2 separate regions of the Homo sapiens genome follow, and region 1 is linked to region 2. The links are chromatin loops, found by intact Hi-C in ENCODE. Cell type or tissue: IMR-90. All regions are shown on one strand. Links, peaks and the distances in the headings refer to the core of each region. The heading gives the core; the rest is flanking DNA.

What was found. Peaks named below come from ENCODE experiments on the same cell type or tissue, not always from the same donor. Only the 100,000 strongest peaks of a DNase experiment are listed, where the experiment ranks them.
Region 1: a loop joins it to region 2, with 4 times the contacts of the local background. A loop is called at or near these places in 1 of 110 quality-filtered maps.

What each region holds. Positions count from the first base shown.
Region 1 is chr16:59,631,205-59,636,593 of GRCh38, reverse strand. No RefSeq gene overlaps it. Among named protein-coding and RNA genes, the nearest start is that of LINC02141, 220 kb to the left of the region's middle. In IMR-90, for the core only: no CTCF peak of the experiment used is centred there; DNase peaks (open chromatin) are centred at 693, 2,403 and 4,153; H3K27ac peaks cover 2,415 bases.
Region 2 is chr16:59,570,407-59,575,795 of GRCh38, reverse strand. No RefSeq gene overlaps it. Among named protein-coding and RNA genes, the nearest start is that of LINC02141, 280 kb to the left of the region's middle. In IMR-90, for the core only: no CTCF peak of the experiment used is centred there; DNase peaks (open chromatin) are centred at 1,695 and 2,095.

The sequences.
Region 1 (5,389 bases), core at 117-5,116, 61 kb before region 2:
TAATTTTTGTCCATTTTCAAAGTGCCAGGCCTGAAAGTGGACACATCACACCTGCCTTTTTATTTTATTTTCTCTTTATTTTTAACACTAACTTTTCCTCTTCATTTCCTACTGGCTCCACTGGGATCCCTAAAACACAATTTACAGTTGCTGCAAACCCATAGCTTTGCCTTCCAATCACTACTGGTTGCTGCTTTGGGATTCACAACCTATGCCTCTTCCTTAAAAATGTTAAAAATATCTTATGAGATGTGATGTGTTTCCACAGAGACTCAGTAGTATAAATCATTTTGTATCTATCCCAAGTCATTACGGAACTCTTAGGAAAGAGGCTATAATTTTACTAGACTCTAGTGTTTTTGTATATACAGTTTACGAGAAGGTAGAAAGTGACAATAATGATATCAGCTTCCAGAGATAGCTAGAGACCGTGTAGAGGAGTTTGACAGGAACATTAAGGATCCAGAAACTTTGTCATTTGAAACAAAACAAAACAAAATTCATATATAGCACAAAGGTTAAAAGGGCTTTTTTATCCTAAATAACTTGAAGATAATATTTATATCAATCTTCCTAAGTACCTTATATTCTCAGTGCCTTGTATATGTAACTATTCATTCAGCAAATATTTTCTGAGCAGCCACAAGTCTCAGAAATGGCAGAGGTCAAATACCTCATTTCCAATGCCTTGAGGAAAATGGTCTGTGATTCTGTCATTCAACCTTTATCATCTTGATCTAATAAATGCTTTTGTTTCTTTAAATTTTTCTCAGCTTGGCATTTTTTTTTCATGTATCAGCTGTTAATTATATGAACTCTAAACTTTTAGCCTAGTGCTAAGCTTCCTGGAATGCTCTTCCTTCAGTGAGAAATGCTTCTAGAAGAACTGAGACTGAGAAGAGAAAGATAGACTGTTTGCTCTCTTCCTGGAAAATCCTAGTAGGTGATCCCTCCAATATGTAAGGATTAGGTCAAGGAAGAGTATCTTTTATGTACTACCATATATCTAGCACCACACTGAGACTTATGGGGATTCTAAGAGAAATGCATTCAAAGAGAAATGCATTCCTGTGAAACATATAAATTATTTAGGAAATGGTAGTAAGTATTATAAGAGAATAAAGAATTTAGCTTTAGACAAAATAGTGATTTTGTCTGCTCTAAAGGTTAGAGAAGTTAGTCTTTAGAGATGATGTTCCAGCTATATTTTAAGAGTAGATAAAATTTGGAAAATTGGAATGCGTGGAGCTCTAAAAGAGAGATAGTTGTGGTTTTCAAGGCACTGGGGAATAATTAGATGTTATGATTTAGCTGAGGTTGGATCTAGGTTTCACAGTTTGGAGCTGAGGAAAGTCAGATTCAATGTATGGACAAACTCCTCATTCTCCTTCTTAGGAAAGATCAAGGTCTATTCTAGATGATCCATGTTGTCCTCTAACTTTGCCATGGCTCTGTCAGTAAGCTCTGCTCTGGTCATGACCTCCATGGAAGAAGATAAATAGAAGAAGTACAAACTGCTGGGAAACTAGCCAGAGAAATCTACCAGAGACGTGAGGACCTCATTTCTAGTTTGAATTGTTTTTTCAGCCTCCAGGATCTAGCTTTCCAACCACCTCTGTATTTCTATTCTGAATCTTGACAACATTTTTGCCCTCTTTGGCTGATACCAACATTTTAATTACAAGCCATGAGTCCTTAACACTATGCTAGGCAATATCCAAATACTATGCTAGGCAATCTCCAAATATCCAGTGTACATGACATTGACAGTTTCTATACTTCTAGAGTTTTTTCTGAAGAGAGATTTAAAAAAAAAAAAAGCAAACAAACACAAGTCATATACAAAAGTGATATAGACAGACAGATAGACATTCCAAAATTGTAGAGAATCTGAGACCAAAAATGGACAATCAAGAGAAAAATGCAAAAAGCTGAATCTGTTCACTGAAGCCATTAATCAGGATGTTTATTTGTGTGTAAAAAATTTTCTTCTATAAAAGAAACAGGCTGGATGATAAAGCTATGAGTGAAGAGGCTTAAAGCATCACATGGATTTTTCCCTCCTTTTTTCTGGCACTTAATAGCTGAAATCTTTTCACGGAGCACACATTTCAACAGCTATGCAAACAAAGTCAAAGCAATATGTCTAATTGAATCTTCAATATTCAAGTCAATTTGTGAAATATCTTACAATTGCCTTTCAATTTGTACCCCAAGTCTTGTCTGAAGGTGATAATGGTGACGAATGCTATTGCAAGAGGCAGGCAGTTGTCACAATTTAAAAGCCTTTCATTCCTGACATAGTCTAACACAAGACAAAAATGAGCTTGCCCTTTAAAGGCTGTGACCATTTTCCTCTCAAGTTGCTCTCTTATTATACAAATGAATCACTCTCCAGTGATTATGCTGAAATGAGCAAAGCAAAAAATCTTCAGCTCTCACATTCCACAGAAATCTGAACTCATCCTAGGAACTGCTGGCTTGACTTCTCACAGAGAAATAAGAAGGTCAAAACAGAAGAATTGTTCGGCAACTAAATTTAACAATAGGAACGGCTCTCAGTGCTTCCAATGTCTCAGGGGATATTTCTGAACACTCCACTCAACACTTTAGAACTTTGCATTATCAAACCTAAAGATCTACACCCTTACTGAGACCTCTTCATCCTATTCCAGACTGTGGAGGAGAATTACACAGCTTAATAAATTGATGTCTTGTAGCTGTTTATTTATTGACTCTGAGCAAGATTGCTGGTTAGGTTTCATCCCAAGTACTGAACCAATGATATAACCTAGTGGCTACCTGTTCTGTATTCAATAGAATAGAGAACAGTGCATACAGTACATATAGAATACTTAGAATGTCTGATTTGGAACTAGAATAGATAATAACAGAAGCCATACTCTAAAGTGTGAGAGATTCAGCAATTCAATCTACCCAATATAAAGGCAATACAGCATACGACATAGAAATCTAGGTTATGAAACCAAAATCCTTAGGTTCTTACTACATTTTACATAATTATTCCAAACCTCTCTTTCCTCAGTTGTGACTGAGGATACTTACATTTATCTTCCAGGGTTGTTGCAGATCCCATTAGATAAGGCAGCATAAAGCACTTGGTATGATACCTGGATGATACCTGCCAGTATATTTATAGTTGTTCCCTTTCTTCACTATTAACATCTTTAAAATTTTACAGTTCAGTTTTTCATTGCAAATAAACTATTTCAGCTGTCTTCCTCATCATTGTTGTCATCATTATCATCATTTAAATTTACATTTTCCAAAGCATTTTACATTTATTATCTCATCAAACATTTACTGCTTCAACACCTCTAATAACAGAAACAGCTCTTGTATTATCATCCATAGATCGACAGCTTAGGTCACAAAATAGTTCTTCCTTATGTTAAACAGATACCTATCATCCTGTAAGTTTCATTCATTAGTCCTTGGTCTCTCTTGCTTGAGCATTTTTAAACATCTCATGCCTTAATAGCTCCTTTGAAATCTAAAGGTTATTTTTGCTACTTTCTTCAAGTCTTCTCTGAGAAGTTATATACAATCTTATATAAAATTCTATGACTCTTGTCATGCAGACTCCCAGGCATTACCTCTAGACTCAGAAATCTGAATTTTTGCTCACAACCCTAGAATCTTGACATAGGTCATCCAAAGATGCACAATGAAAGGACTAGTGAGAGGAGTTAGTGAGCTTGTTTTAGGTAGACAGCAAGGGAAGGGTCCCTGGAAAGCCCTTGACCCATGGGCTGGTGCCTCAGCCCCACATAACACAAAAAACAGTCTGGAGTAAAAATCAAGCTGCAGGCACCAATAAGGGAACTAGCACAGGGGCTTGTGCCTAGAGACATGCCCGCAGCTGCACAGATAGGAGAACCTCCAGCCCACTCAGATAAAAACATGCACAAACTGCTGGCTCACTCAGATAAGGGAACAGGCCTGACATAGAAATGTCTTTGGTCTTTGTCTTTTGTATAATCAGCAGGCTCCTAGGAAAATGTTTTGTCTCCTTTTGTGGGCATGAACACAGAGGGCTCCAGTGGGCACTTTCCTTTTTTTTTTTTTTTGGACTGGGAGCCTGGCCTCTATGAATCATCACTTAAGCTCCTGAATGGTCCTGGGCCAAGGTCTTAGGCCAAGCTGTGTAGCCCCTATTAATCATCACTTCACATCCTGATTGGTCCCGGGGCCAAGCTGAATCACATTTTATCCAAGACAGCCCTCAAACTAAGCACATTCCTTCCCCTTCCCAGTCCGTAAAAACCCCAGACCCCAGCCTCATAGTAGGCAACCCATTTGGGCCCACTCTCCACTAGTGGAGAGCTTTCTTTTTTGCTTATTGAACTTTTGCTCCAAACTCACCCTTGTGTCCATGCTCCTTAATCATCTTGGACGTGAGACAAAGAACTCCTAGCATTATCTCAGACAATGAGAGACTGTTACATCTTGGATCATTAGTGAGACCACCACACTTTTGTTGAATATCCACAGTTTACTTCTGCAGGTACCCTCTCCCCACTTCTCCCTCTGCTCTGTGTTTTCCTAGGCTGAATACGGACTATATCCTTGACTCTTAGGCTACTTTTTAGATTCATATGACTGGAAGCACAGGCAGGAGATCAGAGAAAAAGAGTTGGATGGGCTCTGACCAAAGGGCAGCTCCTCTCAGGGGCCCAGGTTCTAGTAAGCACTTCAGGTTTCCAGCAATCACTTCTTTCCACTGAACCTTCAAACCTCTGAATGAAAAAAAGTCCTGGTTCTTGCTAGTCCGAGGGAGTGGCACTATCCCCAGTGATTTCCCTATACCTTGCCCCACTTTTGTAAATGGTAGATTTATGAAACTCTCCCTAACAGTACCCAGTTAGATTGTGCTAGTCTTTTTATGTTAGGTTCCTGGCTGATGTGCTGGTTTAGAAAAAGCTGGTTCAAATCCCCCTTCTCCACTTGTTAAGCAGTATAGCCTTAGGGAAGTTATGCCCCAGAAGACTCAGTTTCCCTGCTTTGTAATGGGATAATAAGAATGCCTCCCTTGGCCAGGCTCAATGACTCATGCCTGTAATTCCAGCACTTTGGGAGGCCGAGGCAGGCAAATCACTTGAGGTCAGGAGTTTGAGACCAGCCTGGCCAACATGGTGAAACCCCGTCTCTACTAAAAATACAAAAATTGCCTGGGATTGGTAGTGGGCACCTCTAATCCTAGCTACTCAGGAGGCTGAGGCAGGAGAATCACTTCAACCCAGGAGGCAGAGGTTGCAGTGAGCTGAGATCATGCCACTGCACTCCATCCTGGGTGACAGAGTGAGGCTCCGTCTCAAAAAGAAAAAAAAGAAAAAGAATACCTGCCTTCTGGAGGAGTTACAAGAAT
Region 2 (5,389 bases), core at 132-5,131:
TGTTTTCATATTAAATAAGTCTAGTTAGTATTAATTTTATATTATATGAACACATTCACTGTCCAGATGTGTGTTATTAAATGTCCCTTGCATTTTCTGTAATTCTCATAGTTTTGGATCTTTGGAAGGACCAAATTGTCCCCAAGGGACTATGATTATCTTTATCTATAAACTATTTTTAACAATAATAGTACATGCTTAGTTCATAATTGACTCATGTCCAAAACAACAACAAAAAACCCATGTAGGTTTTGCTATACAGATTTTTCTCAAATCAAGTTTTATTTATATTTTATTTGTGTAAATTATATTATTTGAATATAAATGGAAGATTTACGCATTTTGATGGAATATTTTTGATGTAGAGATTAAATATTAGCATATATAATCATTGATGATAATGCACTAAAGCAGTAAATACAATTTAGAGGATCATATTATTCACATATTTGAAAGGTTAAGTAGTCATGGATGTATCACTTAATTTCAATTTCTTATCTGTAAAATGGGGCTATTAACAATTTATCTACACCAAGATGTAACCTCAAGTATAATAATTCATGGAAAAAGATTTTAATAAGACTATAAAGAAAATAAGTTGTAAAGTTTATTTTTTAAATGTTCTAAATCAGGAGTCAAAGCAACCCTTTTCTTAAGGATCATACAACAAATATTTCAGATTTTGTGGGACATATACATATATTCTTCTCTTTTTTTTTTTTTACAACCTTTAAAAATCTAAAAACGATTCTTAGCTTTCAGGCAGAGTGGTATGGCCTGAGGGATGTAGTTTGCTGACCTGTGTTCTTGAGTATCTCCTTTCTAAATTGCTTATTTGTTAAATCATGTTGTTCTGAGTTTTTAACATTTTAAGCAAAACACAGTTGTACTTTACAATTTTTATTCTAAAATATTTACACATAAAGTCGTTACAATATGCAGCTTTTTAAAAAAACCACAGCAAAAGGAGCAAGTGAGTTTAGAAAGCGTTTTTTCTTAATCAAGATTATTTATTCACACAACAAAAATGAGAACTGATCCCCAAAGGGCCAAATATCTGTATCTTGCTAAAGAAAAGATGGTCCTATGAGAATCAATAGATGGAGCATTCAGAGTGGGGACCTACATGTAAAAGCCCTCAAAGAGGTCTCTATTTCTAGTCATATTTGGGTTTGTTTATTTGTTGTTTGTTTTGTCTTTCAAAGAACTATGCAAGGTCCTAAACTGCAGTCACCTATTCTTCTCTAGATTAGAGAAGCAACTTTTCTCTCACTCTGCCTGGTATATGATGTCTGACTGTCTGAACCCTTGCTAAGAGTTGATAAAATTCTTACTCACAGTTAATCATCTATTTAATTTATCTAATCCCTCTTGCTCCCTTGTTTGTCCCTGGCCTGAATAAGAGAATAATTTAAACTTCTCTGCGATAGATCCACAAAACTCATTACCAAATAGGTTTTACTTTACCTTAAAACCAAGACAATAAAGATACTAAAAATACATCCTTCTGGTGAGATCGAGAAGCTCATATAATTACTATCCATACAAGTAAATATTCAATAGGGTTCCACAATTCTGTCAATGATCAGCCCTTACCCAGCTATTAGAGAAATTCAAATGAATTGAATTTTTTGCTTTTCTCATGGTTTTAGAACTAGGCAGGATGGAATTTGGAATTGTCCCAGATATAGATTGCAGAAGCTTACGAACTATTCAAATATGCACAATTTACACACCAAAAATGACTCAGAGTAAAACAGTAGCAGTCATAGTTCAAAGAAACTATTCTTGCCTTCTGGGGGAAAATTTTGAACATAAAAACTTGAGGGGCATTATAAAATGTAATAATGAGGTAACGTATCTTTTAATTCAAACTGCCTAGCATTTTAAATAAATTTAAATTTTTAAATTTAATTTATAATTTCAACTTAAACTTTCCAAAGTGTTTTATCTAAAAAGTCTTTGAGACAATCCAATAAGGAATTTGAATTTTTCCTGGCTCTGTTCTCATCTTTATGAAGTGACGTAACCTCTGACTTCAGCGTCCCTGTCTGTCTCTGCCGCATCATGATTTTTAAAGATTAAATGGCAAAACTGACTCACCTAGAATCTCAGACAAAACAGGTGGTCAGTTAATATCTTGCCTCACTTCCCTCTTGATGTCATCATCTGCAAGCTCATATATAATAAGCACTTTTGGTATTGGGGAAGGTAAGAAAACTGGAATGAAAAAAATATCTCTCTAGTGAGGAGAACATTGGGTTGGTAGCTAGAGAGTCCTGCTTAGATATTTTTAGTGCGGATACTTGCTGGCCTTGGGAAGATAAACATTCAACCCCTGGCTCTCATTCGTAAATTTGACCTCATTTGTAAATTTAAGATGTTTGACAAGATATTATCTGAAATAAATTTTCCTGATTTTAATATTATTATGGCATATTACCTTCTGTATGTTCAAAGTTAGACTCTCAATCCACCAGGTATATGTTCAAATTCTGGAATTGTTGGTTAGTAATAAGTTATCTTATAAAAATATTCAACATTTGTGTACTTCGATTACTTACTTTCCCTTAATTTCTGTTCTCTTCTTGAAATAGTTGAAATAATATCTCGTTACTGTTTAATAGGCATATTGCACACAGGATGGTGTTTTGCAAACAATTGATACCTATTACATGATATATATGATGCATATTAAGACAAAACTCAGGTATTCATCCTAGACTCCTCCCACACCCTAACTCTCTCCCAACATATTAAAGGGGAGGAATTATCCGCATCACTGTGCCGAAACACCTGACACCAAGAAACATTCTAGAAGTTAACATGATCTTCAGGAAACAGATGTGGCACACAATTCCAGTATTCCTAACAGCCATCAAATATAGATGTTAGTGGCCGTTTCCTCTGCCAGATGAGGTCTCCCAATAGTCCCCCAGACAATGTTCCAGTAGGAATGTTAGCAATCCAAGGCATAAGGGGGTGAAACCCAAGTTTATTCCCACTCCACAGCATACCTGGCAGGCCACAGTAAGGAATACCCTAGTGAAAGGAGTAAACTGTAGTCCTGTAGCTATGAAAAATGGTGCTGAAATAAACCTGGCACCATCACTTCACTTTATGATTGTGGTAACTTGGGTTCAGTGAATTTAAGCCATTTACCCAAAATCTAATAAATAGTGGGACAGACAGTAGGATTCAGCTGTGTCTATTTTTCAGTCTAGGGATCTCTTAATAGTTTACACAACCTGCCCTTCTTGGGGCAATAGCATTGCTATCATGTCCTTCAATGTAGCAATTCAGGGGAGTAATGGAGAAACATCACCGGTGTGGCTGAAAAAAGGAAAAGCCCCTGGCCTTAATGCCCATTAACACCATGCTATAATGAACAATTACTCAGTAAAAATGCTTTTCTTTCAAGGACCTGCAACTATAATTGCATTCATAATGAAAATAATTAAACTTATAAATGTCATCTGTTCAACATCTTTAGCTATAATTCTTATATTTTAGTCAATCCTTGATGATAAATTCCTGTAATCACCCACTGTTCATTAGAAGCAAAAGCAACCAGAGGCTGGGTGCAGTGGCTCATGCCTGTAATCCCAGCACTTTGGGAGGTGAAGACAGGGGGATCGCTTGAGGCCAGAAGTTCAAGACCAGCCCGGATGACATAGGGAGACCCTGTCTATACAAAGAATTTAAAAATTATCTGGGTATGATGACACATGCCTCTAATCCTGGCTACTCCAGAGGCTAAGGTAGGAGGATTGGTTGAGCCTAGAGGTCGAATCTGCTGTGATCGTGCCACTGCACTCCAGCCTGGGCGAGAGAGTGAGACCCCAACTCAAAAAAAAAAAAAAACTGGATGGAAAACTATTGCTTGATAAAACCAAGGTTCACTGAGAAAATGTGACTTTCTCAAAATCACACGCTTATCAGAGGCAGATGAGTAACAAAACCCTTTTCTCCTTTCTTCCAAAGATGTCACCTTTTGTGTATAAACACATATCAAACTTCATGCAGGCAACTACTGATGTGCTACAGAAAGTCCTGACACCATTTTGACCATCAGAAGCAAGCTGGCTGTCTCAAGACATCCTACTCAGCATGTGAGAATCTGTGCAGCAGCCAATGAGCTATGAGGAACGGGAAAAAATTAAACCTACTAATAGGTAGCATTGGAATAAAGTCCATTCCTTTATTAATATCCTTGATTTATATAATCTCTACATACCCAGTGCCTAGAGCTAGCAAAATTCCTATATGGCATCAGTAAATATTTGTTTAAAAAGCTAAGAGATTTCTTCATTCATTTAAAAAAGTTAAGTGAAAAAAAAAAGATCATGTTCTAGGGAATAGCCAGGCATCCAAGAATTTATATCAACTTTTCTTTTGGGAAATAAAAAGAGTACAACTAACAAATAATCTTGTATAGTTATTTATGACAGTGACACGTGGATAGCTGAGATCTATTCCTGGCTTATGCCTGCTTTAAGTTTCAGGATATAACTCACTTATGCTCTCGGAGCCTTAATATCCTGATCAGTAAAGTAAAGGATTTTTTGAGAAGACAATTTATGAAGTCCATTGGCCCTTTTTTTCTAAATGTATGGAATTGTGAGGCAAGGAAGATAAACTACAGCTCATATATTCTTAGAAATGTCCAAAGGATAAATATTCTTTGTCATGACCTATGGCCTTAAAAAATGAATCAAAGCCCAGCCTACATTTATAGAGCTAGTCAATTTGGGATTGTTTATTTCTACCTCCTATTAATATTTAATATCTACATTTGCTGGATACGAGGTTTTTCTGACCCTGATCCTTGCCAACCCTAATTATAAGAAAGAGGGGAGATTATGTAGGTGTAAAATGTCATTAAATAATGACATTCAAGGGTATGCGTTAACTTCACACTTCTTCAAATACAAAAGGCATTTAAACTTGAATCCTTCCACTCCAGTGACAATCTTTTTTAATTCTACAAACCTCCGATGAACAATATATTACCACCATGACCACTGCAGTTTTAATTTTGTTTTATATCTGCTTTTTTCCTAATGTCAGATCCAGAGCTTACACTCTGGTTGTTCTTCTAACTTATGAGCCTTAGGGATCAGAAAGGTGTTGGTCAGTCTCCATAGATCACTGCAATTGTCTAGCCAACTTTATGAGCTCTGGAGCCTCTCCTTGTACAAAGTCCTAGACTAGTGATAAATGACTTACATTTTTTTTTTTTTTTTTTTTTTTTGAGACGGAGTCTCGCTCTGTCGCCCAGGCTGGAGTGCAGTGGTGCAATCTCGGCTCACTGCAAGCTCCACCTCCCGGGTTCACGCCATTCTCCTGCCTCAGCCTCCCAAGTAGCTGGGACTACAGGCGCCCGCCA